Regions from separate parts of the Homo sapiens genome. Here region 2 is linked to region 1. Evidence: chromatin contacts called from ENCODE Hi-C or POLR2A ChIA-PET data. All regions are on one chromosome and are shown on one strand. The core of a region is the stretch at or near the end of the contact, and the rest is flanking DNA. Distances in the headings are between cores, read along the strand shown. Region 1 has its middle 230 kb from the start of SATB1-AS1. Region 2 holds the start of SATB1 (SATB homeobox 1).

What was found. Hi-C counts contacts between places; a loop is a spot of excess contacts on that map. ChIA-PET counts read pairs that join two places held with the same protein, here RNA polymerase II (POLR2A). Pooled maps may share reads with other maps.
Region 2: a pooled map shows a loop between it and region 1 (3-fold over the local background). The contact joins the promoter of SATB1 here to the enhancer-like site in region 1. A Hi-C loop is called at or near these places in 5 of 50 pooled maps. POLR2A ChIA-PET finds 5 or more read pairs at or near these places in 7 of 52 experiments (activated CD4-positive, alpha-beta T cell, activated CD4-positive, alpha-beta memory T cell, activated CD8-positive, alpha-beta T cell and 2 more).

The regions. Positions count from the first base shown.
Region 1 is chr3:18,678,127-18,680,826 of GRCh38, reverse strand. No RefSeq gene overlaps it. Among named protein-coding and RNA genes, the nearest start is that of SATB1-AS1, 230 kb to the right of the region's middle. Within about 2 kb of position 1,431, at least 3 of the 41 ENCODE cell types and tissues checked have a DNase peak (open chromatin) inside an H3K27ac peak, as active enhancers do.
Region 2 is chr3:18,424,049-18,426,748 of GRCh38, reverse strand. It overlaps SATB1 (SATB homeobox 1), which reads left to right and starts at 1,410. Exons shown (of 11, transcript NM_002971.6): 1 at 1,410-2,700.

The DNA of each region.
Region 1 (2,700 bases), core at 182-2,681:
TTTTGTACACTTCAGTGTTTAATTCACAGAAAGCAAATTGTTTAAGTTCATTTTGAAGCCAGTCTTTTCAAAAGACTAATGTTAATGTTTTGATTTTCTGGCTTGTAGTCATAATATTTAATATAATGATTATTAATATTTATTCTAATTTGTTATCATTATTCATTTAAAGTTGTTTGATTTTAGTTTATAAGTCCTAATATTATGTAATAGTAAGAGCATGTAATTTGAGTCAAGGGCATATATATTTGTGTATATCTTTTCTACTTATAGAGTTGTGACCTTTTAGGTTTTTTTATTTACTCATTTATTCTTAATTTCCTCACTGGTAAAATGAAGAAACTGATAAAAACATGTCAAATTTACTATCTGAGGATATTGAAAAATCAAGTAAAATAATTATGTGAAACCATTTAAAAATTGCTGAGCATGATGCAACTAATATTTATCCTAATTATTATTCTCCTACTTATTTTTGTACTCTACACAGTAATGGAATTCTACACATATTTCAAGTTGGGATTCACAATTAATTTTATAATTTCTATGTACTTTTGAATTTATGGTTGTCCAGTTCTGCATACATAAATTCTTAAAAAATCAAAACATGTCTGGCTAATCCAGAACCACTATTAACATAAAATGTGAAGAAGTAGTCCAACTGGCTCAGACAGCATGCTGATAGCTCCAGTGTATTCAGCACAACTAAATGTTCACGACTGGTGGTTTGTTCAAATATACAATATGGAAATATCCTCATAGATTAAAATCTTACCCAGCCAGAAGTACTACAACTGTGATGGCAAAATTTAAAGACAGGGCAAATTTTCAAATGTAACCTTTCACTCAATTCTGTCCAAAATGTAATTCATTTCCATTCAGCAAAGTGACTATTTTTGCAGTTTTCCTGGGCTTCCACAATGGAAGGAGTTTTTGATTATTGAGGTCACTATCAGGAAAATAAACTAAGAGTTGTGATTGCCGTACACAGACCTATGGAGATCCTGAGAGTTCATAAAGATGGAAGATACTATAAAGTGTCCATTCTATGTGCAGAAACATGGTGAGAAGGTTTATTTTGGATTTCTCAAAGAAAATCATTATAGCAACCTGGAAATTTAGTGTGGTTCCTTGAATTTAAGCAGTCTGGGGAATTATTGGTTTTGAATTACTGGCAATAGTGAAGAGGGCTAAATACAGTTTCAGAATGAAAATTAGTATTATGTTGTCAGGAAGTGAATGAGCAAAAAGGTGCAAAGGCAAAAAAAAAAAAAAAAGAGAGAGAGAGAAAGAGAGAAGATCACTGGGGCTGATACCAAAAAGTGCAACATAAATTCAGAGATGACAGAGCAGGTGAAGATTTTCAGTGTGGCCACGACAATGTCACCTACAGCTGAGAATCAGAGAAAGAAAGAGAGAGATAAGCAAGGAAGCCGCAGTGCAAATGTGAAGCAAGTTCACTTTACTACGTTACCACTTGAGGTCTAAATGAGATCTGATATTTTCTCTCCCATCCCCTTTAATGCCGTCATTAGAAATAGTTGAAAGCTTTAGAAGCTACAAAATTTCTGGAGAAAACATAGCTGCAGTTCAGTTTTTTAACAAAAAGAATTAACTCCACACTGCCTTGCCTGCAACATTGAAGCTTGGCTCTCAAACAACAAATTGCAACATAACTTTTTTGATTTTGTTTTTTATTAAGCTTATGTCCACCCTCCAGCCAGGGCTCACATTTTTCCTTCTGGCTCAATAGAAGCTTCAGGGAGAAGGCTTTACATTTTTCATTCCTTGAAGTATTTCTCTTTCCTTGCAATTCAGGTATCTCGTCCCACAATTTTATTTTACAAGTTCATATATTGGAAATGTCCCATGATAGAGTGTTGGAATCAAAAGCCTGAACTCAAAATGCTGTGCCATTAATAGAGTGGCATTACACAGGTCATTTAATTGTTTAAGTTCTTTGAACTTCAGATTTTTATCTGCAAATAGGAATAAGCTCATAATTTGAAGAGATATTTTGGGGATTAACTGAGATATAATAATTAAATTTAAGAAAAGATACTAGACTAAATGTTGGCTAGCTTCACCTCTGCCTACTCCTTCTTAAACAATCCTTGGAGAGAACTACATCAAAAAGTGAGTAAAAGAAAATCTTTCTGAATAAAAGCAAGGACTTTAGAGATATATAAACCTGTTTAGAATCCCAGTTCCACACTTACTAGCTCTGTGAACTTTCTTGATTCTTAATCTCTCCGAATCTAAGTCTCCTCTTTTTTAAAAGGAGGATAGTACTTCATGTCCACTAGGATTTCTTTAAGTTGAAATCATGTATTCGATGTATTTGTTTTATTCATGCAAAGAAATATTTTTGGATAGTCCCAGGCACTGTTCTAGGCACATGGGAATACATTAGTGAGCAAAACAAATAGAAATCTCTGCCCCATGGAGGTTGAGTTGTGGTGGGAGAAGACAAATGATACATAATAAATAAAATAAATAATTTGAATGGCACACTAAATGGTTATAAATGCTATAGCAAAAAAGAAAAAGAAAGGGGTTTGAAAGTTTGGCAGGAAGTTTTTTGAGTTGAAAGGAAGGCAGACCATGCTTCAGTGTGCAATGTGATGATCAGGGTGGGGCTCACTGAGACATGAGATTAGTGCAAAATCCTGAGGAGGGTCTGTAAGTCAGTCAAGTGGG
Region 2 (2,700 bases), core at 161-2,660, 250 kb after region 1:
ATGTGTAACAAAATGTTTATCTGACTGATTTTTCTCTTTTCCCTACCAGCAAATTCTGAAAAATAATTCTTGTTTTTTGTTAATGATTAACTGCCTTCAGGGTGCTAAAATGGTAGAACTAAAACCTAAGCGATAAATGAGGCATTTCTATTTTGGGTTACATTGTAATATTCTTTATTTTTACATGAACTATATTTAATAGATTGTCTAAATAATAGGATCATACTTATGTGGTAATGACCATTTATCTAACTGGGTAACCTACCCTAGATTACAGCAGAAGTGTTTATTGCTACAACAGATGTATTTACCAACCCAAACTTTCCTCTTTTGCCTAGCGTAAATTATTTGAAGAATGATGGCATCTTTTCCTTTATAATAACAAGTCAGGTCTCTTTCAAGTGACCCAAATTTTGTTTAACTCGGCCACGTATTTCTTCTTCCAAAGTATTCTATGGCTCAGAAGTGAGGGCGATTTGAACCAACGTCTGACTAGTACAGAACGCTCTTACTCAGTTCTTTCTAATGTTGGCTCCTCATAGTTTAAGGACCACCCTCCTTAGAGGATAAACATTCCGAGCGTTTCGAGGCTCCTGGCCTTTATTGCTGTACACGTTTCTGCACCCTCCGCGCTTCCCCGGAGAGAACTGCCTTCCGTCTGTACCCCTCCAGCCACTTCCTGATGGCTCCCTACCTCATTCCTCAGCGCCTGTCACCTGCGTACCCGCGCCCTTCTCCCACGGGGCCGGTGCGTCTCCCTGTCCCCCCACCTCGCCTGTCCCTCTGCGACGCTCCAGGCGTACTCCTTTTTGTGGCTTTTGTGGCGTGTGGGTGGTTGGTTAGTTTTCTCCCCTGGCCCTCGCCCCCTCCTCCCCGTCATTTTCCTTCCCCCCGCCCCCCGTGCCCGTCCTGCCCGTCCTGCCCCTCCTCCCTCCCACTCACACACCTGCCCCTGCCGCCCGCGCGCCGCGCGCTCCCCTCCCCGCTCCGGCGGACGCTGCCAGGGAAGCCCCCTCTCCTCCTCCCCTCTGCGCCCTCCCTGGCGCGTCTGGCGGCGGCCGGCGCTAGCCCTCGCACAGCGCCCTGTTATTCTGGGTATTGTGTGTAATAAATGTCGGGCCGCCTCACTCTAATCAAGCTCATTACAAATTCTTGCGCGCCCGGGGCCGGAAATCGTGCGCTCCCCCCATTCCCTCACTCATTCACTAGTTACTTGTCTTTCGGCTTTTTAACTCGCCGCCCCCGCCCCCTCCCCCAATCCCGGCCCTCCAGCCCGGGTTTTAATCCCCATCCCTTTTCCGCCCGCTCCGTGCACCCTGCCCCCCCACGCCGCCTTCCTCCTCGGCTCCGCACCCCCTTCCTCCTCTCCTCCCCCCTCCTCCTCCTCCGCCGCCGCCGCCGCCGCCGCCACTTTCTCGCTCGCTCCCGTTCCCCGGACGCGGCGGATGAGCCGGCCCCGCTGGGGAAGGCTCCGGGCGGCGGCGGGCGGCCGGGAGGAGGCTGCGTGCTCGGGGCTGGGGCTGCGAGCGGGGTGATTTTGTATTAAAATGAGGAGGAGGAAGAAGAGGCACCCACAGCGGCAGCGGCGGCGGCGGCGGCAGCAGCAGCAGGAGCAGCGGCGGAGAGGGCTGCAGCCCGGGCGGACGCGCGGAGCCGAGCGGGGCACGGCGGCGGCAGCGACAGCGGCCGGGATGAGTCAACTAATAATTTAATGGGGGCAGAGACGGCAGCGAGGGGTAGAGCTAGCGAGGGAGAGAGCGAGAGAAGCAGCCCCGTCCGGGGACTCGCGCTCACACTCACGCACACACACAAACACACACACACCTCTCCCTGTGCCACCCAGCAACACCCGGCCTCGTCACAACAACAACAGCCGCGGCCGCCCTCTATCCTGCCCGGGGGCCCAGCCGAAAGCCAGGGCGACTCTAGAGGACGCTGCCCGCCCCCCTCTTTCATTTCGGGAAACTCCTGATCAGTTTTGTCGGGGTTTCTGGGTTTCTTTTCCCCCAAAGTCCTAGTGCCATTGTGGTGCTCGTTGTTTACCTCGGACTCTGGACGAGTGAGAGCTTGGCGACTTTTTGGGGGGAGGGGGCGGGGAGTTTGTCGCTGCCTAGGCGGTGGAGGTGGCTGGGGGTGCCTTCTGATCTTCCTCCTCCTCCCCCTCCCCCCGAACCTCTTCTCTCCTCACTTGCTGGGACCCCAGACGCTCACAGCCCCGCGTCAATGGGCAGGGAGAGGGTCCTTGCGGCTGTTGTCAGCGAGGGCAGAATCAAAAGTGGCATTTTAGTGCCTTTCCGGGGCTTTTCTCGCGACCCCCTGCCCCCCACCCTCGCTGTCCCCCGCTAGATGCCCTCGTTGGGGGTGCGAGGCTGTGGGGAAAAGTTTAAGGTTTGTTAATATTAGTCGCGATTGTTGGCGAGGGGGGTGGGGGTGATTGGAAGGGAGGCGAGGTGGCCTTCCCAATGCGCGTTATTCGGGGTTATTGAAGAATAATATTGCAAGTGACAGCCAGAAGTAGACTTTCTGTCCTCACACCGAAGAACCCGAGTGAGCAGGAGGGAGGGAGAGACGCGAAGAGACCTTTTTTCCTTTTTGGAGACCTTGTCCGCAGTGATTTTTTTTTTTTTAAGAGAATCCTCAGTCACCACGTCGTTTCCCCAGCACCATCACAGTGTACAGCTCATAACGGGTTTTGCTTTG